Linked DNA regions of Homo sapiens: all the other regions are linked to region 1. The links are chromatin loops, found by intact Hi-C in ENCODE. Cell type or tissue: natural killer cell. All regions are shown on one strand.

What was found. Peaks named below come from ENCODE experiments on the same cell type or tissue, not always from the same donor. Only the 100,000 strongest peaks of a DNase experiment are listed, where the experiment ranks them.
Region 2: it touches region 1 in a loop (7-fold over the local background); 12 of 110 quality-filtered maps call a loop at or near these places.
Region 3: a loop joins it to region 1, with 2.2 times the contacts of the local background. A loop is called at or near these places in 2 of 110 quality-filtered maps.

What each region holds. Positions count from the first base shown.
Region 1 is chr11:128,319,401-128,327,400 of GRCh38, reverse strand. All of the region lies in intron 1 of LOC124902787 (a long non-coding RNA gene), which reads left to right. Among named protein-coding and RNA genes, the nearest start is that of LINC02098, 110 kb to the right of the region's middle. RefSeq lists an enhancer at 2,043-3,177. In natural killer cell, a CTCF peak has its summit at 3,770; DNase peaks (open chromatin) are centred at 2,550 and 3,820; H3K27ac peaks cover 5,438 bases.
Region 2 is chr11:128,418,620-128,426,619 of GRCh38, reverse strand. The region is part of intron 1 of LOC124902789 (a long non-coding RNA gene); the gene reads right to left. Among named protein-coding and RNA genes, the nearest start is that of MIR6090, 100 kb to the left of the region's middle. RefSeq lists enhancers at 1,492-1,786, 3,793-4,293. In natural killer cell, no CTCF peak of the experiment used is centred here; a DNase peak (open chromatin) is centred at 3,819; H3K27ac peaks cover 1,508 bases.
Region 3 is chr11:128,721,886-128,729,885 of GRCh38, reverse strand. All of the region lies in intron 1 of FLI1 (Fli-1 proto-oncogene, ETS transcription factor), which reads right to left. Among named protein-coding and RNA genes, the nearest start is that of SENCR, 30 kb to the right of the region's middle. RefSeq lists enhancers at 2,917-2,976, 2,997-3,096, 3,121-3,620, 3,867-4,036, 4,077-4,156. In natural killer cell, no CTCF peak of the experiment used is centred here; DNase peaks (open chromatin) are centred at 515, 2,955, 4,125, 6,155 and 1 weaker place; H3K4me3 peaks cover 331 bases; H3K27ac peaks cover 5,707 bases.

The DNA.
Region 1 (8,000 bases):
CTTTGTCTATGCCTAGAATATTACCTCCTTTCATCGTTCATCCCAGCTTCGATGTTCTTCATGATGTGAAGGTGGAGGAAATCAAGGTGCTTTCTTCATATCTGAGTATGGAAATTCCATTTCTGTGAAGTTTGAAAATGATTGGGTAGAAGTGAACTCCTAATGTGAAAAGGAAAGAATAACCCTTGCATTAGCATGCCCTTGGTAACTTGAGTCTCTTCAGTGAACCTCACCAACGTTCATCAGGACAGAGGGAATTATCAGCCTATTGAGTGGAAAGGTTAAATGAGTTTTATCATCTTCTCAGTAAGATGACAATTCTGGTGTCAGGTTTCATTTTGGTGATGAGTATCACTGTGGGGAGGGACAGCAGCATGCCCACGGCCTCTGGGGCCGCCTGCCTGAGGGGCAGCCGGGCAGAAGGACGTTGAGAGGGAAGGTGATGAGTTGGGGAGGGAGGCAGAAGGCACATTGTGCTCTCTGCTCCAGAGGGATGGTCTCTGCTCGCATGAGAGTGTCTGTGAGTTGCGTTGAGTTTCAGAACAACCTCTGCCAAATACATTTATGTCAATACAAATTTATATCATCCAACACAACACTACCATGAGTCAAGCCAATATGGAGTTCAGAACTCTTTTGTAAAAAAAATTAAATTTGTTTTCTAATTGCTTTTGTAAGGGAAGGGATGATTAAGGCTTCATATAACCAGACTCCATAGCTGATATGCAATAAATTTATGTTGAGTGAAAGAATACTAATTGAACATAATATTGTAGAATTTGATTTCTTCCTTAAGACCTTGCTACTCCAACTGTGCTCTGTAGATCACTAGCATCCCATTATCTGCAAAATTGATACAAAAAAATGTGAAATCCCAGGGTCCACTCCAGACAGATTGAATCAGAATCTGCATTTTATTAACAACAAATTCCACAGATAATTACACATCCATTAAAGCTTCAGAAGCACTGCTGTAAAATGCAATGCCCATAGTTGGATGGTTTCCACCAGGTGAATAGTAATATCTTTCGTGTTTGTTAAGCTTAATTATATTTTTTTTAAAAAGCTCAGATCTGGATAACTGGAAGAAGTATATAGCACAAAGCCTATTCATATTTTTTCTAGAAAAAATGTAGGTTTTAGAATAATTTCGTGATAAATCTCTCATTTCTACTTTTATTTGTTGTTGTTTTTGTTTTGTTTTGTTTTTTTGAGACGGAGTTTTGCTCTTGTTGCCCAGGCTGGAGTGCAATGGCACACTCTCGGCTCACTGCAACCTCCACCTCTTTGGTTCAAGCGTTTCTCCTGCCTCAGCCTCCTGAGAGTAGCTGGGATTACAGGCATGCGCCACCACGCCTGGCTAATTTTGTATTTTTAGTAGAGACAGGGTTTCTTCATGTTGGTCAGGCTGGTCTCAAACTCCCAACCTCAGGTGATCCACCCACCTCAGCCTCCCAAAGTGCTGGCATTACAGGCATGAGCCACCGCGCCTGGCCTTATTTCTACTTTTAAATACTACTATTTATCTATCAGCGTGCCTGAGTCCCTTAAAAGGTTTTGAGCTCTTGGAAAGTAAAGATCATATATCAATAATTCCTGTATATCCCTACAATTTTACATGGAATAACTACTTTTAAAATGCGTATTGAATAGACAATCAAACTTCTAGGTAAAAACAGATATTCTGTCTCATAAACACTGAACACTCTCTTCAAAACACAAATCATAATTCATAATTATATATTTCAGTGTCTGTTTCCTTAATGTCTTCTTCTACTAGATAATAAATTATATGAGAACAAGTCAAGGTTTGTCTCATTCACTCTTGTATTGCATTTGCCAAATTGAAGAATGTGTAACGGTAAGTTCAGGTGTTTCTAATGCTTAACTTAGCCAAATCAACAGGTGCTTTCTCCTTTGAGAAAAATCTTATTTACTTTATACAAGAATAATTATAACAATTGTCAGTTTCTGCCTGCTTCACTGCTTAGCAGATTGAAAATATCTATTACCTCCAAAAGGGGCCTAATTTGGACTTCCCTTGCTCCATCTACCTTCTCCCTCAGAAGGAAATTGTTTTCAATTCTCCATAGTAGAAACTCTCAGTTTCAAGCTCCAAGAACTATCAGTTGTTTTTTTTTCTCACTCTCAGAAGTGCCTTCCTCAAAGAAAGTCATACAGTGCCCACCCATCTGCAGCAGAGCCTCAGTCCCCCAACTTTTCTGCCACCCAACAAATAAGTGTAGCGCCCATCTGTCTGCAGCAGAGCCTCAGTCCCGCAACCTTTCTACCCCAAAACAAATAATGCATCTCCCCTTTTGTTTTTTGTTGGCACACAGCACGTCCTCCTGCCCGGGGCTTTGGTTCACACTGCTCTGGTGTGTGTGCATGAGTATATGTTGCTCTGTGTTTTGTGGTGTTTCTTTAGCAGCCTCTACCATTCTGTGGGTGTTTTCTCGATCCGAAGTGGAACCACTGAGTCTATGACACCCGCTGCTGTTTGTGCAATTCTCTGCAAAAATGGCTTCAAGTGTTACCTTGCCTGCTCCACTTCGGGGCAACCACAATGATGAACAGGCACGAACTTCTTGACGCATGCACTTCACCTCCCTGACAGGGCCCGATAAGATCAAATAGCAGGGCTGCAAGTGGTCTGACAGGCTCGTTGTGCCATGTTCAGAGAGCAGAGGTGGGTGAGCTGAAGGCCCCTGCCACACTCCTGCCACGGGGGCTTGCTTGGGCTGCAGTTAGCCCCGGGAGGGGCTGACCTCAGAGGTGGGAGGCACAGTTGAGTTTCCAGAAGAGTCGATGGGTGCATTTCAGGGGTAGAAATCAGCCTAGAAAACTTTCCTTTCTAGGGCCTAGGTTTCTTCCTTTATCTTGTCACTGTGGTTGTTTATTTCCCTCCTTGGTTATTTCTTCCCCACAAATCACTATAATAAGAACAATTTCACACGGAGTGAGCATTCACATGGAGTCAGGTTCTTTGCCAAGTCCTGTACATGTTTCCTCTAAGCCACCTCTCTGCTCTGAAAACAGTTCCCTCTCTCTGCTTCTGAGCTCATGAGGGGAGTCACTCAGGTGTCAGCATCCAAACCACAGGGAGAACTCGTTGACCGACCCCACGGCCTGGTTCGGGGGGCGGTGCATGTGGTGATATCTCTGATAGGCATTTCATGTTTTCATCTTTCATGTAATAAGGATTCCTTGTGACTCAAAGGAGAAAAGAAACCCTCGACTGGGACGGATTAGCTAGTAATCGTGTTGTGAGCAGGGATTATTAGGATCTAATCTTTATTGCAAAAGTCATATTCAGTGAACTCTGAATGGCCTGATGGTTCAACACTCACTATCAGGAGCCTGAGAACACGCAGCATGAGGATCCTGTGGAAATCATTTGTATATGGGGGCTGCTATAAGATCTAGTGTTGGTCTAGTGGCAAGGAAAAGAAAACTGACTGGATCCAGGATATGCAACAAGTCAGTGGCACAACTAGCAACGAAAGAAAGGTGCCGGGGCAAGGGAATTATTTTTTCCATAACTCTATAAAAGACACCTATTCACAAGAAGACACTACTCATTTCATTTCTTTCCAGAAAGGTGCTGAAAGGCAAAAATTACCAAGGGGCAAGCCGAGAAAGCTCTAATAGAGAAATGTCATTATGCTCCAGGTTCCTTAACTTTTAATGAAATGTTGCTGGTTCTGTTTCACAGGTAGAGAATTGAAGCCTCTCAGAGGTTAAGGAGCTTGCTCAAGGTCACTCAGCAAATAAGTTGTGGAGTTGCAAGGGGAAATGCTGCCAGTTCTGACAGTCTCATCCACACTGCCTCCTCCTGTCTGAAATGCAAAACAGGCAGATGAGGCTCCAGCTCAGATTCATGAAAGCTCATAACCGGCCTTAGTGTCTCTGGCTGTCCATATTCCCAGCCTGTGAACTGAGCCCTCTTTCCTGGAGCCTGTTTGGGCTGGGAAGCTGTAGTCATTGCTTGGCCTTTCTCCTTAACCACAGATGGTTGGCCCAATATAAACTGCTTATTGTTTTTGTTTTTGTTTGCTTTCATCTCCAGAGTCAGGGAAATGAGTGCTCCTGACATTACCTTGTCAGTAACTATGAAAGCACCCTCTGCCCATCTTCAAGTTCCAAGGAAATCCGACAACCATTATAGCAGCCTTAGTGGCAGCAAGAATAAAATCAAGAGTCCACAAACCAGGCAGAAGGATCATCCAGTTCCCAAAGTCAGTCAAAGCAGCAGGAGGAATGACAAAGTTCTGGCAGGCCTGTGGGACTGCTTACAAGATTTTGATACCCCAGAGCCCAGGAAGGTGAATTTAGGGATGCTTAAGGAAGCTGCTGTGCCTAGACAACCCTGGCTCATGCGGGAAGGGCAATTCTGGCAGAAGGGAGCCCTCTCATCTCAATCTGTCTGTGTTGCCCCCTTTTTTCCCACCCTGCTTTGGGCTCTCTGTGTCAGCTCTCAGTTGACCTGCTTCCCTTCTTCTAGTCTGGCTGGAGCTGCTAACTCAGTGCTGCTCAGAGTGGCTTTGGGGCACTGGTTATCCCTGTTGGAACAACAGCTTTCAGACTTTATTAAGTACCTAAGCTTCCAACCCTGAGCAGCAAGCATACCATCTCCAAACTTCAGCATCCCGGCTTCCAAAGCTCCAAAGACTAGACCAGCCCACTCAAGGTCATGCCATCCTCCAGGGAACTGTTTGCTTGGCCAGAAATCACGAGTGAGGAGAAAAATGAGAAGAGAGCGTGGGGGCATCAGCAAGCCCCCACATTCTTGTCTTCTTCTAAACACCAAACTTGTTGCTGTCACAGTTTCCTTTTCTTCAATAAAGAATAAGACAGGAGCCACTTACATACACATCAGAAAACAGAGTCACCTCACGGTCTCTCAGAGGCCACCAGTGCCTCTCTCCTCCCAACACTCCTCTCTTTTAGAGGTGTTGGAAAAGTTGACTCAGTCATATAATCTTCTTACATTTAGAAGTTTAGTTTGAATCATCTTAGTGTTCCATCTTTATTAAGAAATGTTGAGCTGCTGGCTGGGCGCGGTGGCTCATGCCTGTAATCCCAGCACTTTGGGAAGCCAAGGCGGGTAGATCACTTGAAATAGGAGTTTGAGACCAGCCTGGCCAACATTGTGAAACCCTGTCTCTGCTAAAAATACAAAAATTAGCCGGACAAGACAGTGCACGCCTGTAGTCCCAGCTACTTGGGAGGCTGAGGCAGGAGAATGACTTGAGCCTAGGAGGCAGAGGTTGCAGTGAGCCGAGGTCATGCCACTGCACTCCAGTCTGGGTGATGAGAGTGAAACCCTGTCTCAAAGAAAAAAAGAAAAAAAAAAAAGAGATAAGAAAAGAAATGTTGAGCGTTGAGCTGCTAATTGTGCAAGTTTGCTCCTAAGGATAGTGGCCACTTCAGGTCAGGATGGTCTTATTTTTTTCAATCACACTCTTTCAAAGATGGGGAAACCCTTAGAGTCTTTCTCTTCCACCTCTCCCATTTTACAAGTGGGAAACTGAGTCACTGAGAAGTAAAGTGCTGTGGCTTTCATGGAGGAAACAGGACTCACTTCTAGCCTCCAAGTCCCCAGCCTGACATGCCCATGACCACTGTTTTTTCCTTTTTATTGAGTGTAGCATCGACACAATAAGGTTTTAAAGCTCAATGCTCTTGTCACATTTTCTTGCTTGTTGTTCTTGTATTCCATTACAAATCTGACCCTGACCCTTTTTGAAAGGGGTCATTCAAAGAGGGTGAGGAAGGAGAGGGAAATGAGCTTGGGCATGACCTAATCAACTCATGGTTACTAAGTTTCTCAGGAATGGAGCCTTTTTTCTAAGGTAGAGAAGTGGAAGTGAAAAGAAAGTGGGAGCCACAGAGAGAGGATCTGGGGAAGGGGTGGGGGCCTGACGACACCATTAGTTCTGGGGTTACATACACTCCCAGTGGTCCTCGCTGAGCCCCGAAGCCTAACCAGAGCACAGTCATGAAGCAACATCCACCTACAAAATTGGTGGCCTGGAAATTCACACACAGATTTCATTCCATTATTGATGAAAGAGGTAGGAAGAAAGAACATAATTATTAGAAATAACTTGAAGAAAAGGTGGTTCTTAAATTTTAAAACTTATTAAAAATAAAGTGCCTTGCCCACCTCCCAACTCCAGAGATTCTGATACAGTTTAGTGTGGAGGCCAGAAATATATTTTTCTTGTTGTTGTTTATGGTGAACGTCTAGTCCTCCATTAGTGGCTTAAAAAAAATCAACTATTTTGGGAAATCATTTTAGAGCTACAAAGAAAGTCACACAGACAGTATTGTGAATTTAGTATACCCTTCACCTCCATTCCATTTCCCCTAATTTTAATTTAAAAAATTGTGGTAAAATATACATAATATAACATTTACTATTTTAATTATTTTAAGTGTACAGTTCAATGGCATTAAGAATATTCATTCACATTGCTGGGCAACCATCACCATCATCCATCTTTTATCTTCCCAAATGGAAACTATGTAGCCATTGAATGATAACACTCCGTTCTGTCTTGGCAGCCATCATTCTACTTTCTGTCTCTATGGATTTGACTCTGTTAGGTACCTCATATAGATGAAATCATGCAATATTTGCCCTTTTGTATCTGGCTTGTCTCACTTAACGTAGTGTCTTCAAGGTTCATTTATATTGCAGCATGTGTCAGAATTTCATTCCTTTGTAAGTCTCAATAATATTCAATTGCATGTATATACCACGTTTTCTTTCTTCATTTGTGTGTTGATGGATATGTGTATTGTTTCTACCTATTGACTATTGTGAACAATGCAGCTATGAACCTGGGTTTGCAAATATCTGTTCAAGTCCCTGCTTTCAATTCACTTGGTTAAATACCCAAAAGCGCAACGTTAATTTCATACACAATTGTGGAACATTACTATTCACTTAATTTTCGCATACTATTCACTTACTATTTACAGACTTTATTCAGATTTCACCAATTTTTCCACTAAAATTTAATCTTAAAATAAGCACTCCAGGAGATTCTGGTTCACAGATCAATGTTTTATAAACATTATTTTTTAAATGACAGATTGTGTCCAGGAAGCAGTGCCATATGTTGGAAAGTTGACCTAGGACTGAGGTTCTGTACACTGAATCTGGAACAGGTTCGAAAGCAGCCAGTGGAGATTCACTGCCTTCCACTGGGCCTAGTTTTCTCCATCTTTCAAAGAGAATGGTTTGAGAATTATCTGGAGTCTTCTAGAGAAAAGAAGCTCTAGAATGTAAAGTTGTTCTCTAGGTAAAAGCTTTCCAGACAGCTGCTGACAAAAGAGAAACTGGCTAGCACTTCTGAACTCTCTTAATAATTATATTATTATTAATTTGCATAAAAGAAGCAAGATTTCAACTAAATGGCAATGGTTCTAGGATTCTTTCACAGTAGTGTTAATTCCTTATATAAGGAGCATGGGAGTATTTTTCTGTAAGAATCAGCCTGACAGAGCCCTATAGAACTGAGCCTCTGAAGACGTGCACTGACCAGCACAGGGAAGAAGAGTTAAAGATCTCTAAACATGTGAAACGGCATTATTAATACTGCTCCAGGCATATGGTATGTTTCAGGAACCCTTTTAAGTTAGTCTTCTCATGTGGAAGATTTGGGAGCAAATGCGAAATGAACCCATGGGAACATCTTTATGACGCTGCTTTGGATGCAGCACTGAAGTGTGCCTTTCATGGTAGAAGGATGTGAAACCATAAACGGGAGACTGAAGATACTCCAAGGAAGCATTAAAACAAGGAAGCAGGCAGGGCACGGTGGCTCACGTCTGTGATCCCAGCACTTTGGGAGGCCAAGGCAGGCGGATCACGAGGTCAGGAGTTCGAGACTAGCCTGACCAACATGGTGAAACCCCATCTCTACTAAAAATACAAAAATTAGCCAGGCATGGTGGCACACACCTGTAATCCCAGCTACTCAAGAGGC
Region 2 (8,000 bases), 99 kb before region 1:
ATATACACCATAGAATACTATGCAGCCATAAAAAATGATGAGTTCATGTCCTTTGCAGGGACATGGATGAAGCTGGAAACCATCAATCTCAGCAAACTATCACAAGGACAGAAAACCAAACACCGCATGTTCTCACTCACAGGTAGGAACTCAACAATGAGAACGCTTGGACACAGGGTGGGGAACATCACACACTGGGGCCTGTCGTGGGGTGGTGAGCTGGGGGAGGGATAGCATTAGGAGAAATACCTAATGTAAATGACGAGTTCATGGGTGCAGCAAACCAATATGGCACATGTATACATATGTAAGAAACCTGCATGTTGTGCACATGTACCCTAGAACTTAAAGTATAATAAAAAAGAAAGAAAGGAAAAAAGAATACTACACAGAAAATGGGCTAGAGAGTCCCGGGGTGGGGAACACAGCAGCTTTAGATTCATGGTTCCCTGCTGAGGAGGTGACTTGTGCTGAGACAGAAGACTTGACAATAGGGGGTGGGGGTCTCCCTGAGAAGAGAAGAGCAGGCTGACACTCCTGCACAGAGCACACTGGAAGGCAGAGAGAGGGCCTGGCAGGGTGGGTGGTCAGAGCAGATCCACCAGTGGACCAGGGCATGAGTTGAGTTTTTGTTTTTGTTTGTTTGTTTGTTTGTTTTTGAGACGGAGTCTTGCTCTGTCGCCCAGGCTGGAGTGCAATGGCGTGATCTCAGTTCACTGCAACCTCTGCCTCCTGAGTTCAAGCGATTCTCCTGCCTCAGCCTCCTGAGTAGCTGAGACTACAGGCGTGCGCCACCACTCCTGGCTAATTTTTTGTATTTTTAGTAGAGACAGAGTTTCACCATGTTAGCTAGGATGGCCTTGATCTCCTGACCTTGTGATCTGCCCGCCCTGGCCTTTCAAAGTGCTGGGATTACAGGCATGAGCCACCCCGCCCAGCCATGAGTTGAGTTTTATGGGCCGCCAGCGGGTGTGGCTTGTGGACCATGGTTAGGATCTTATTCCTGGTGGTGGGAAACTGTTGGAGGGTTTCAATGGGGCAGCAACATGATCAGATTCATTTTTTGGCAAGAGTGAACACAGAAAGATCTGTTAGGAGGATTCCACCTACATGATCTCAATGGATGATCATAACCCTGCAAGGGCTGACGTGTCTTACATTGGGACACTGAGGCTTTAGGGATCCCGAGTGGCTTTTGTAAAGCCACACTGCTGTTGAGTCGTGGAACCCAGATTAGAACCCAGGTGGCTAGGGTTCCAGAACCTGCTTTCATAACCTTCAGCATAGCGTTTCTCCCATCAAAAGCTTGTGTAAGCCACTGCCAGCATTGCTGTTAATTGTGGCTCACCAAGGCTTGGAGAGAGCTGGATGAGAGGGGAGCAGAGTCCAGCGTGGGTGGGGCTGGACTGGCAGTGGCAGAGGAGAGGCAGCTGCTGTTCACATCAGGGTCTGGATGGCCTTGTCGCCGCAGGAGGCTGCGCTGCTCCACCCTCCCAAGCGTTTCCCAGCTCCGTCACAGGGTCTCCGTTCCCACCACAGTGTGTCCCAGCAGTTCCATTTGTATTTGTACCCAGAGAGCTCCACTGAGGCCTGTGGTCACAGAGTGACTCCCTTCCATGTTCTGCCACAGGTTGCAAGCCATAGGGTGAAGGTCACACAGTTTTGTTTGGCCATAACAGCTGCCTCCATGGCAACAGCGTGTGATATCACTGGAAAAGCCATTTGTGGGACTCCAAGCTGGAAGGAAAAGGCAGAGTTGGAGAGAGCTGTAGCGGGAGACAGAGAAAGGGCAGGGTCTCTCCGGATGCTCCAAGGTGCTGGACGCACAGGTCCCTTTCTGTAGTCCTTGTCATGTAAGATCTTTTCATTTAGGCTAAGCAAATCCAGATGTTCTTCAAATAATTCAGGCATATTTGGCCCAAGCATAAACTTGTCTTCATTTTTCATCCAATCTGACAAACGTTTGCAATCGCCTCACTCTGTGAGTTCCAGGACACCTTCGGGCTGGAAGGGGTTAATGAGAACAAGCCCTCCCTGGTGGCTTCCCTTCCCCCTGGTGCTGCCCCTCGGCCCCTCCCAGGCCAGCAGGATTTGCTGTCCAAAGGCCCTCAAAAGACATCCAAGCAGTCTTTTCTTAGAAACAGGAAACTGTCTTCGGCCAAGTACAAATGAAGTGAAGCACCCAGAAACCTGAGGACCGCTCCAAACTGAGGCCTGGAGGCAGACAGGGAGGGCCCAACTCCTGGCAGGGCCTCCAGGACTCAGGCTCTCATGAATGAGACTGAGCTCAGCTGCAGCCTCAGCCATTCTTCGTTGCACTCAACCCATTATGTAGTGACGGTAACAAATTCATTGAATGACCTTCGGCATATATATATATATGTGTGTGTGTCTATATATATATATGTATATATATGTATATATATATGTGTGTCTATATATATATAGACACACACAGTATTTACACAATATTAGTTATTTGTTACTTTTTATAACCTCATCACCATTTCATTGGACAGACACTAATCACTAGCAGGATTGGAAATGTCACTGACATGCTGCTTAGGAAGTGATTTGAATAGAGGAGAATGGAATAAAATGGAGATCGTGTTTCTTTCTAAACACAGGAGGAATAGTGATGGGGAGACACAGTACAAAGGTGGGTAATTGGTATATCTTTTGTGCTAAGCTGCTTCACAATTCTGTAAACTATCTTTTAGAGGGCTAAATAAATATCTTCCAATTTCCTTGAGGACTGGGACCACATCTGTTCACTGTGGACTCCCTAGCACCTAGCTTGGTGCCTGGAATTGGTAGCTACTCAATAAATAGGTTTTTGGATGGATAAATGAATAAACAAACAAATAAATCAATGAACTTAATTCTTGATTTCTCAAGATCATAAAAAGATAATATTGAATTGGGGAATGTTACTTGCCAGATATTCGGGAAAGGGAATAGAGGAGAGAAAGACAGTTGGTATGCTGGTGGAAAATCACTTTCTCCCACGATGTTAGGAGAAGGAATGTTAGACTTGAAAGCAGAAAAGCCTGTGTTAAATCCTGTGATTGAGTAGCTGTGTGACCTCAGACAAACTGTTCAACCTCTCTGAGCCTACATTTCTTCGTCTCTCAAGCAAGACTTTCCAATGCCTACAGACATTATCTTGGGATTAAGAGAAACCAGGATGGAAGAGAGTATGATAGAGCGTCTAGCACACAGTGCTCCTGTGCTTTTGATAAGCTGGCATTTCAGCAGGCTTGGCTCTGGGGCTCAACCTCTTAAATGCACGCTGTCATTTATTTTCCCACGGATGGAGCTCACCATCTGTTTTCCCAATCAGCCCGAGTCCTCCTCCCCTCTTAGTGTTCTTCTTATAGGCCAGGAAGTCCCTCCAGTCCCAGGTATGCTGCTTCTCGTGGGCAGGTGTCGGGTCCAGCCTTCCCTGCATGGGGGCTGTGGCTGTCAATACCATCAGCTTGAGTGAGCTTCTCATAACAGCTTGAGAATGCACCTTCCTGTGTTTGGAGCTGTGGAGCATTGACCACTGATGAGACTTTTTGTGTGCTTTTACCTAAATTTGGGCCTGGGGATAAGCATTAGTTACTGTGCTGGGCTCACCCATCTTTTATGAGCAACAATTCATGCAGAAGGGAGAGCAGACACCACTGCTGAGCCCTCCTGTGGCTCTGCGCCCTTCTCTCCCCGTCCCTGCCACCACCTACACAGGGCGCCTGGGTGACAGCTCCTCTGTGGCAGCCCCTCCCCCTCCCATGGCACTGGGCTTTCCGACAAGCCTGCCAGCTGAGGGAGTGGTTTCTGTGGTAGGGGCTGCCTCCACTCATTTTCCATTAGGGTCACCAGGCAACCACCAGACAGTGACAACGCCTGATGCAAACTCTGCTGCACCTAGCGACGAGCTCTGTATCCCATTACGAGGCCTGGGCTGGCTACAGGGCTGGCTGTGCCAAGCTGCGCGTCTTGCTTGACAGGGCGGATGGGAGACCTGAAGCCATACTGTCCTCAGGGCTTGTGTGCCTGCCAATCTGGGACCAAGGGAGTGAAGTTGTGTTGGGTGGGTCAGGTTGATGCAGCAAGGTTTAAAATCAGATGTGGATCCAAATGAGGCATTCTCCTTTGTCCCATACCACGTGGGACATTTCTCTATTAGGATATTACCCAGGAAATTAACTGCTAAGTTTCTTAAAAAAATCCAAATTCTCATTTTTACATGGTGAGTTACAGTGTTCAAAGCAGACTTATTCCCATGTTTGAGATTTATCCTCCATCTAGCTGTTTGAGGTAAGTATGGTAAGTGACATTGTCTCTTTTTTAGATATGGAAAACTGAGGCTCAAGAGCAACTGACTAGCCAATGTTATATCAGTGAGTAATTAACTGACAAAGACCAATCTTAGGCATCCTTCTATAGCAAACTGTGGTGTAATCTATCCTTCTTTCCCAAGGATCCCACTCTCCCTTGAAATACTAGTTAATTAATCCAGGTATTTACTTATTCATTAATTCCAAATGCCTACAGAGTGCCTACTGCATGCCAGCTACTATTAAAGAGGTGAATAAACCACCGTGCCCTCGTGGCACTTAAATTCTTCGGAGAGACAGACAAGTACATGTGAAACTTCAGGTGGAGATAAAGACACTGGGGAATGGTGAAGCAGGGCAGGAGGCTGGGGAGAGCCTTTGTGCATATGTGTTGGGCTGGAGGAGAGCCTCTGCTGAATACGGGGTGACTACAGCAAGGCTGTTACTAAGCTGCCATTCCATCAGAGCCTGGAAGAAGTGAGGGAGAGGGCCTCCTGCCTGCTCTTGGGCATGTGCGGTATGACATCATGGATTAGTATTCACACAATGGCTGTGTAAGGCAGGAGTCATTGCCCCAGCGCCAGATAAGAAACAGAGACAGTAGCTTTTTTGGAATCCCACAACTGTAAGCAGGGGAGAGAGGGTCCAGACCCAGGTCTTTCTTCAAAACTCTGCTTGTAACCACCACCAATTTCAGGCAGAGGTGCCTGGGGAGATAACTTGGAAAAGAGCTCTTACCAGCATCGCTCATAAAACACTTTGTATCTACCAATAGCACCTAGGTGACTTCAACAAGGGACATTCTAGCAAGGGTCTGTTTTTATTATCTGACTTCCTTTTAATTTTGTTTATGTTTCACATCAGGCAGAGGACCAGAGCTCAGGGATCTCAGTCAACATCAAGTGTGTTCTGGCGAGAAAGACTGAAATCCTGCTAATAACATTTCTTCAAATCTCTCTTTAGTCAGGAACTATGCTAAGTACTTTATATGTAGTAAGTAGCACTCTGTGTCTCATCTAAGATTCAACTCAACTTTTACATCACCAGTGAGATCTTGGCCAATTGTCCTAAGCAATAGGCAAGAGAAATTTTAAGTGGCCAGAGCTGACGTGTAGGAGATATGGGGCAAGAGCTGGGGGCGTTTTTGTGGTGGCTTGGCTGGGGTCACGTATGTGTCTAATCTCCCTAAGTGAAGTAAACTGAGATTGGCTCTACTTGAAACCTTTTTTCTCTGGAATTAAACTATAGGGTTATAAGAAGCAACTCACGGGCTAAGAATGAGGGGAACTCCCTGACATACTTAGAGTTTCATTTGTAAATTTCCACTGTTTTGATTGTTAAAATGGTATGCTTATTATCAAAAAGGCAAAAAAGAAAAAAGTAAAAGCATTTCTAATTCTACCACTCAAAGACCCTCACCACTCTGATTCATTAGTGTTCTGCCTTTGTTCTAGGCCATATTTTAAGTATGTAATTTGGTCAAAACAGTTCATTACGTATGATGGCCTTTCTTGAGAACGGAGCTCTCCCTCTGTTCCCACAAGGCTGTACGCACACATGGAAACAGCTCAGGTTCAGGCTCCGATGGCCCTCCTTGCTTCTAAGGTGTTTCACCTTTAGTCGCTGGGGAGTTTTTAGGGAAAGCCAGGCCACGACTGGGTTCTGCAGTCTCCGGAAGGATTTTAGTTGACCCCCAGTCCTGGCACAGCCCAAGGGCATCAGCCTCTGCTACTGAGCTACACATATCCCCTGACAGCAACTCCCCCTAGCCCTCCCTAGACTGCGAATTTGTGAGCAGACAGCAGGATTCATGGCTGTCTGGCTTCTCCCTGTCCTCCCCCAGATGAGTGGAAGCCAGATGTCAGAGCACCAGGCAGACCTGAGGAGGATGGATGACAAGCCGAGATGAAATGGACAGTATCTGGTCCCACCTTGGGCTTTGGCTTAATTGCAACCACATGAGCACAGTCAGAGCTACAGGGTATAGTTGGGATTAGAATAGAGATTCATTTTGGGATGAGAGCTTTTCTGCATGAGATACTGTACTGCCTCAGACATCATCCTTTTAACAACAATCACAGTAGTTAACGTTTATGGAGTGCCTATCATTTGCCTGGCATGATGATAACTGCTCTATGAGCATTAATGCATTAGTTTTTATAATGCACTGCTAAGGTAGGTATTATTGCTATCTCCGTTTTGGGAAAGAAGGCTCTGTGGCACAAAGGGATGAAAGAATGTACTGAGGTTTCCCCAGCAAGTACAGCTAGTGGGTGCTGGAGCTGTGATTTGAAACAAGGCAGTCTTCCTGTGGATCCTAAATCTCTCCCTTGGAGTTTAATTTTATTTATTCATTCATTCACTAAGTAACTACACTCATTCAAGCTACTGTCGTCTTTCACCTGGATAACAAGTAATAACAACTTCCTAAGTTGTGCCTTTCTTTTACACAGAGAGTTTCAACCTTGGTTGCACATTGGTATCACTGGAGAAAATTTAAATAACTAATCATCTCCCTCTCCTGCTTAAAACATTTCTTCAGATAAAGGATGAAAATCGCAACAAGGCCCACACTACATGGCTCTGCAACATCTGACCCTTTCCTTCTTACCAGCCTCATTTTGTACAACTCACCCCTCACTCTCAGCATGCTGCCGCTCTGGCTTTCTTAGCCTTCTGGACGACTGCATGCTATTTCTTGCCTCAGGGCCTTGACATGCTGACCACAGTTCTCTTCAGCTAACTGTTTGGTTGACTCCTATCCCTTCTTTACGCCTTAACTTGGTGCTGCTGATTACAACAATGGCCACCCCTTCCTGTGTCTACACTCTTACCCTCTTTAAAATGTGACTTTGCAGCTCCTTCCATGGCCGAGGGGTGAAGTCTCTTTTCCTACCCTGTGAATCTGGGCTGGCCTTGTGACTTGCCTTGGTCAATGAAATGCTGCAGAGTGGTGACTGTGCCAATTCTGAGTCTCAGAAGGCTTTGCAGGCCTGGGCTTACTCTCTTTGAACCCCACCATTACCCAGAAAGCCCAGGCTAGTCTGCTGGAGGATCCTGACTGAGGCTGTCCCAGACCAGCCAACTCCCAGCTGACCATAAACTCATAAGGAAGCACAGCTGAGATTAGAGCTGGGGTTGGATCAGCAGAACCTCTTAATTGATCCACAGACTTGTAAATGATAATTAAATCGTTGTTATTTTAAGCCACTTTGAGGTCTACTTACTATGAAGCAATAGATACCTGATACACTTAAATATCGCTTTCTATTTCTCTTCCAGCCTAGGCCTCATTTCTTCATTCATACCCGAAAAGGACATCTTGTACTTATTAATTGTGGCATTTAGGATAATTCTATAGAAGCTAAAAATTGGTAACTGATGCTTTTTTTCTTCCTGATTAAAGTTTAAGCTCCATAAGATTAATATCCATATCTGATTTGCTCACTGCAATATTTTTATCATCTAGCACTGTGTTTTGTACATAGTAAGTGCAAAATAAATATTTTTTATAAAATGAAAGCAAGAATGAATGAATGGATTCACTAAACACTTATAAAATACCTTCTATATATTGGGTACTGTCTAAGATTCTAAAGATATAAGAATAAATAGGGCATAGTCCTTGCTCTTAAGTTGTTCTCAGTTTAAAAGCTGAGACATGAATATATAAACAAA
Region 3 (8,000 bases), 400 kb before region 1:
GTTATAGAATTGCATTTTGAAAAAATAAGCATCTCTTTAGCAAAAATCATTCTGGAGAACAAGGTCAAAATGCTTCCCATCTCCACAGTCCCACCAGCCAGTACCTGGGACATGCTCTTCCAGCCTGGTTCTCAAGAACCGGGCTCTTGGAATGGGGAAGGAGAGGTGAATGATCTGGTTGCCATCCTTTTAAAAAGGGGTGACAGGTATGTGCATTGATTTAGTGTACATGACGACTGGTAAAAGGACACCAAAGGGAGCAAAAGGGGACCTCAGTTGTCCTGAGTCCTGAGTTCATTCTGGAGCCTGCTTGGTGCACTCGTGTTTCCCCCGGGCAGTGCCATATGCCTCACATACCTCCACTCTGATCCTTTTCTTTTCCCACCTCTTTAAATGCAAAGCATCGCCAACCATTGTTCAGTCTCATCACTGAAAGCTGAACACACAGTGGCAGAGGCCAAAGCCTGTGGCTGTGTGTGCCTGAGATTAAGACTTTTATCTGATCTTTGACAACTTGCAGAGGAAATCCTGTTCCAAAACTCACAGCCCTGAGAGAAGGGTTGCCAGCAGTTCTTCCCTCCCACCTGTGAGATAAATCAGGGCACTTGAAATGCGAACATGGTTGATAAATATAATAAGCTTGCCTCCTCTCGCTCCATTAATCTCTCCCCCTACCTTTTTTCTTTGAACCATGGAGCACAACAAAGTCTCTTGGCAGAGCCGGGCTGGGAGTCCTTTGTGTTGCCCTCGTACACATCCGATTACAAAGCAGAGGTGCCTAGCAGAAGAATCCCTGCAGCTGAAACTCAAATGACCGTCCTGTCTTTAGGATTCACGCAGGAGCTCAGCCAGCTCTTTCTAAACCGAGGCAGACACGGGTAGCTGTGTCATATCTGTGTAGACCCAAAGTGGTTCTCAACTCCTTGAGTCAAAGAACATCAGGCAGAAGGGTGTGTCTCTGGCGGTTGGAGTAGAGGTTGCAAAAAGTTGTAGGTTCCTCTCATTTCCTTCACCCCACCCTTGGCTAGGGGACTAATTGAATGTGGTTAGTTCTAGATGGTTCATCATATCCCTGGACTTGATGTAGCCAAGGCAGGTTTACCTGATACTCAGGTACAGCTGGGATGCCCACCAGGGCAAATGGGGAGTGCAAATGAGAATTTCTGTGCCTGAAGGGAAGAATCCCAATACAGAACGCACTGGAACGTTTGCCTTGACTCTGCTCCTTGTTTGGCTTCCCTTACTGCAAAACAGGAGTGGCTCTGGTCACAAGGACACTCAGGGCATACTGGGTGCCCAAGGGGAATGGACAAGAGAAGGCATAGAACCTGCCTCAGGGAGATTTTACTCACAGGGGCCACTGCAGTTATGGAAGAAATGTTGTTCAAAAAGTGTCCAAGCGTCAACACGCAGGAGCACCACCAGCAGCAGGCCAGAGAGGGCGGTCCAGCTCCAGAGGTGACACAGCTAAGAGGTGCGGCCTCTGCCGCAGCACCCTCATTGCGCAGCAAAGGGACACACAGGTGATTACTAAGCTCTTTTTGGCTCTGGCGTCCCATGGTTCTGTGACAGCCTCTGCCAGATAGTTCATTAAGGATGAGGCCAGACCCTCCCTGCTGCCTCCCAAAGGGAATCCGGAAGTGCACTGCCTAGGCCAAGGCATGCCCATGTCCTGGCCGCTCCACCTGCGTGGTGAGCTGGGTGGAGACAGCGTTAGCCCCCGGCCTGCTGCACTATCAGACTCCATGGCATTTGGGGCTGCACCCTGTGATTCCTCTTAAAGCGGAGCTACTCTGCTGAAGGCCCAAGGGAGAGGGCCACGTTTTGTGTTTTGTTTTGTTTCAGCTTGTGAGGAAAATGAACTTGCTAGTCAGTATGGAACTGGCCTGAGGGGAAGTGGGTCAGGGAGGGAAGCTTTACTTCTGGCCGGTGTGGGACAGAGAAGAGAGCAGGAATGCCTGCTCTTCTCCCCGCTTTAACTCCTTACCTCTCCACTTAGACAAAGCTAGGTCAGACATAGAGGACAGGTGCCTCTTTTGCTCTGAGATGGGCTGTGGTTGTGGGACAGGGTGGCTGGATGCAGTGGTGTGCTGGAACTGGCTCATGAGGTTCCTGAGAGCCAGTTGCACGCATCTCTTCTCAACTGCATGCCCAGTGGGAGCTTGAAGCTGGGCATCATGAAATAAGTGCAAATTACACAAACCTGGAGAGCCAGTTGTTAAGTGTTTATGAACACATGTGGCTGAATGCACCTCCTTCTCAATCAGATGGGACTTAAATCTATGTACCAAGGTCTTGGGCTGCAGCAAGTCAGCCTTTGAAGCTGATACATCAGCCCTTTCCGCAACCACTACTCTAGACCTGGCCCTTGGGCTCTGTCCAGGTCCTGGCTGCCTGCATCTCACGGAAAGGTTGAAACAGGGCCTGACTTGCTGAGATCAGCATCTAGACCACCCAACTCCTTACACTCTTCCTCTTGAGGACTTAAAGTGGCTTGCTATCGCTGGTTTTCTAATCCATAAGCTATAAAGTATATACATAATACTAGCCATTATTGATTTAGGAGCTACTGTTTGCCAGGTATGGAACTAAGGACTTTGCGTAAGTTATCTCGTTTCATTCTCACCATAGCCTTATGAAATAATTTCCTCATTTTATAGTTCAGGAAGGTGAGGCTTGGGAGGTTACCCAGCTTATAAGTGGCAGAGCTAAGATCTCAACTCAGATCTGATTCTGAAGTGTGCTCCTTCCAAAATCTACATTCTTTCAACTACGGACATGCCTATTACTAATACAGAAGAGGATTCTCCCTCTTTGAAAATATATCCAAATATTAACGCCAGGCAGGACCTTCAAGAGTGGCACAGCTCCCAGGGCCACCATGCAATCAGTATTGCCCTTCCCAAAGACACAGCACCCTCCCCTGCAGAACACACTTCCTCTTCCCCCCTCTGCCCCAGCCGTTGTCCCTCCCCTCCTTCAGAACTTAACTTCCTCCTTGAAGCGTTCTGTCATTAACCCCATTCCGTTTTGATCACTTCACTAACTTTGCTTCTCCTCAAATACTTATAATATTCACATAGATTTCTGCTGCCCTGTTTTTACAACCGTGTCCTCTGGCTGTCCTTCATTAAGCTGCACCTATGGGCAAAGCACCCCAAGACACTTGTTCCACTGTGGTCTCTGGGGCTTGGCCTCCTCTGTCTCTGTCTGTGGGCCTATGGATGGCCTGCCTTTCCTATACAAAAGAGGGCACCGCCCAACTATCTAGCCAAGTGACTCAAGTATCCACTTTGTTCTGGCCAGAGGCCATTGGTATGGAGCTTAGGCGGGGGTGGGGGTAGGGGGGTGGGAGGGTGGCAGGAGAAATAGCCAGGCTGGTTAGTGTCCCTCCAGGAACTCTCCTTCTCCAGTCTTCATCTTTGATGACACCTGAGGATTTCCTCTGTCCAGCCTTGGGGCCAGGCAGGACCCTCATTCTCTCCAAGTGGATCTTCCCTTGGGCTTCCCGGTTGCACCCCCAGCCCCCTGCACCCCTGGATTGAGTTGTAGGTTGAAACTAGCCATAGAGTAGGAGTCTGGGGCTGGGTTGGGGCAGCGTCTTAATGTGTAATCGGGAGTGTTCTGAAAGGTGAGCCTACACAGGGGAGCATGGGTGGGTGTCAGCTTCAGGGGAGGGCAGGGGGGCTGAGCCAGCGGTTGGGGGAGATTTATGTCTGCCAGTCATGCTTCAGAAGCTTCTGAGTGGATGGAGAGGGGAGACCGGACCTCGGGGGTTCTGGAAGAAGACTCAGTAATGTGATAGTAGCAGCTGGTCTGATTTGCATCTGGGAAGCTGAATTTTTCAGAGGGCTCAGCTGAAGCACGGAGCCATTCCAGAGAGGCCTCCCCTGGCCAGCCAGGATCTGGACTCCTCAGTCCCCTCCGGCTTCTCTTCTGCCTTGTCCTTGTCCCCTACTGTCCCCATGCCCAGGACACATTTGAATTCCTCCTCACTGTCAAGAGCCAGCTGTGATCTCACACTGCCTGCTTCTGCCCTGAACGTTGACAGGCTTTTTCTCCTGCACGGACTGCCACTTTTAGACTGGCACACAGTTTTCACAAGACGGGGTTTTGTGGTTTGGGTTTTTTTTTCCCTTCATAAGTTTGCAGCTGCTAGTTTTGAAACCACCAGCCCTGAGGCAACTCAGACACACACACACACACACAAACACACACACACAGAGAGAGAGAGAGAGGGAGAGAGAATGAAAGAAAGGATGATGAGATGTCTTTTTAGAAATCATTTATTACATTCCAAAGGTCCTTCCTTCATCTTGCAGTCAGGCTTCAGTTGGTGAAAGGTTCCTAGACACATTTAAGGGTTTGTGGGCATTTGCGGGCACTTGAGCATTGGGGTAGTTCTCATGAGGTGTGCCTCCCATGCTGGGTCCCTGGCTGCCTGAGGCTGACAGGTGAGTGGTGAGGGGCCAAGACTTTTGGTTATGATCTGAAGTGGACCGGCCGGCCGCCTTATGTCCTGCTTGAATGTGTGTGCATGTGGATGCACTGACATGTGCAGGTTGGAGGCAGGAGAAAGGGGAGGAAGCGGGAGATACAGGAAGACCTTGATTGAGTTTCTGAGAATTATGCAAGAATCACCTTCAGGCTCACCTAACAGGTCCCTTTGCCTATGCAGCCATATATCTTTAGCTGAACACAGACTTGAGGCTAGAAGAGCCCAAAATAAACTGAAATCAGAACAAACTACTCATCTTCAGCTCTCCCCTCACCCTCACACATCCACTGGTACTTGTGGTGGTCAATTATAGTTTTTATCGAAACTACGAGAACACCTAGAGTCTCAGCCTAGCATCCTCCCCCTGGACAGAGCATGGGGGACTATCAAGAGGCCACGCTGTCAGCCCCATTCTGGGTGGCTTTTATGCCGTCTCTTTGCTGGCATTCTTACTGAACCCCATCATTCTCTGCAGGCTTAATCAAACACTTTGGCCAGTGGGAGGAGAGAGAATCGTAGTGATATTACCAAGGAAGGGAAATGAGGAATGACTGGGCCTCCTAAATAAGGCCTGCTTTGACCTGAGAGTGAAGAAACAAATCTGGGACACTGGGAATCTCTACCTCCATAAACCCTTGTGCCTCTCCTAGAACCATGCACCCATTTAGATCCCGTATCAAGACGATGTGTGCTCTTGTTTCTCCTCACCCTTTCTCACCACTCATTCCTTACCAAACTTATTTAGGGTCCCATGAGGCTCAGGCAGTGTAGGCAGGAGGGCTTGGGATAGATTTTTCTTTGTATCATCCATACTCGATTCAGTGAGTGTTCTGCATGTGGTAGACACTCTATAAGTGCTTATTTAACTCAATTGAACAAAATGTGAGTTGTCACATCCTCTTCTGGAAACCTGCACTGATTTTCCCATCATTGACAACAGAAAACCCAAATTCCCTATAGCCTGGCACAATAGGCTTTCTGGGGTCAGGCCTCACCTGTGTCCTGCCTCCTCACCTGCTGCCCCATATCCGTGGCACTCTCACTGGCCTGGCACCATCCCATGTTCACACCCTTTCCGTGCTGGTCCCTCTCCCTGGAATACCCTGTCTGGTAAATTCTGAGTCATGTTCAAAATCAACTCCAGGCCAGGCACGGTGGCTCATGCCTGTAATCCCAGCACTTTGGGAGGCCAAGGCGGGTGGATCACCTGAGGTAAAGAGTTCGAGACCAGCCTGCCCAACATGGTGAAACCCCATCTCTACTAAAAATACAAACAACTTAGCCTGGAGTGGTGGTGGGCACCTGTAATCCCAGCTACTCAGGAGGCTGAGGCAGGAGAATTGCTTGAACCTGGGAGGCAGAGGTTACAGTGAGCCCAGATGGCGCCACTATACTCCAGCCTGAGCGACAAGAGTGAAACTCCGTCTCAAAAAAAAAAAAAAAAAAAAAAAAAATCAACTCCATTGTTCCTCCTCCTCTATAAATCTGTTCCTGACTCTGTTGGGTCTTTCCAGTAGAGCTGGTTGCTCCTGTGGTTGGGTTTTTGTGATGTTTTGCACCTAGCACCATGAAAGCACTTGTTTTTAGTGTGAGTGTTCATTTACACCTCTTTCCTTCAGAGGATCTTAAATTCATCAAAGACAGGGACCATGTCTTATGCATAATTGCATTCTCAATTTGGCACACTGCCCAGGATAGTAGGTATTCAATAAAGGATGATTACATTAATGAAAGAACAAATGGGTTGCATTGATCTACTTTTGGAATCTCAAGCAGGGTTTTTCTATACCTATCCTCCTTCTTCCCCTTTCTTTCCCATATGTCACTGCTTCATGGGGCTCAGCACATATATGGCAGCAGGAATGCACCTCTTTTATTTCTTTTTCTGGAATGTCTCCATCCTTGTGCACAAATTTCCTAAGATTACCCATAGTGTTCCTGCTCACCATGCTTCTTGGGTTTCTGATGTTTGCAAAGACATTGACTCATCACCTGGAGACGTAGACACCCATGGAGATGGGCCTTCCTGCACCACAATGTACCTCCTCCATGAAGCCCTCCTACATGAGTCCAAGCCCACAGGGAGCTTCCATCCCGCCTACACTGCCTGAGCCCCCACTTGCTCCTCTCTTCTCTTTAATTGTGCCATGGTGCCAGCTGTCATGTTGTTATGGAGTGAGTGTTTGTGTCCCTCCCCAGACTCATACATTAAATCCTAACGGACAATGTGATGGTATAGGAGGTGGGATCTTCAGGGGGTGATTTGATCGTGGAGGTGGAGCCTTCAGAGCGGGATTAGTACCCTAATAAAGAGGACCCAAGAGAGCTAGCTTGCCCTCTTTCTACCACGCAGATACACAGTGAGGAAGACAGCCCTCACTAGAACCCGATCATGCTGGCACTCTGATCTCAGACTCCTGGCCTCCAGAACTGTGAGAGATAAGCATTCACTGTTGATGAGCCACCCAGTTATGGGACTCCATTACAGCAGCCTGAACAGCTAGAACAGGGATATTTTTCCTCCCGATTGTTTGGATTCTCCCCCACCCCGCGGTTCCCAGAGCTCGATAGGAGAATGACTGCACGAGGTGTTTCCGCACGGCTTTTCTGCACACTGGCCTCCATCCCTCATTCCCCAGGCTCTGTGCTTTCCCAAAGGGACTTTACCTCATCTGAGTAGCTCCTGATCTAGCAATATTAATCCACCACATCTCAAGGACTGTCATTTTTGTTATAGAATACATCTTTGATAATTTATACATTTTTGGAAGATAGTTGCACTTTCCTGTGGAGGTCACGCAAATCTCTTGGTTCAAATACAGGTTAAAAATGGTAAGATTCTCCCCAGCAGACAAAGCTGCATTGCCTGAAGTCTGAGCAAGCAAATCCTGCAGTGTTTGCTGGCACTCTGGGCAGTGGGCACAGCAGGAATGGCATTGTGAGGGCCACCTCTGGCTAAGCAGCCAAGGTGTCCATAATCACCAAACTGGCATCTCCAGGCTGCTCTGCTCCTTGCCTGAACATCCTCCTCCTGCCCTTCTCCCTTCTCCGAGAAGCATCCCTTGACCTTGTCAGCTTTTCCTCTGCTTTCTCCCCTTCCTCTCCTCCATACCCTGTCAAAATGTTTCAGGTTTTCCATATTCCCAGGACCTTGCTAGGCTCAGCCATATAGTAAATGTCATATAGTCGTGTGTCAAATGTCATATGGTTAAGTCACGTCAGGGGGTAACTTTTACATTTTTACATGAACCTCCTGGACGTTCAAAGGAGTGAACCCATGGCAAGGATTTCAGGCAGACAGAAACGTGATGGAGGTTTCTGCGGGGTGGGTCTTTTGGAGCATCCTACCATACTACCTGGGCTGCCTCCCTCTAAGACCAGCTGCAGACAGACAGGAGAAGCATTCCCACTACTCAAGATGACCAGGGAGCCTCTGACTCTAGCCACTTAGTGGGGCCTTCTTAGGCAGGAAGAGGAGGGAAGCAGATCCCTCAAATTAATA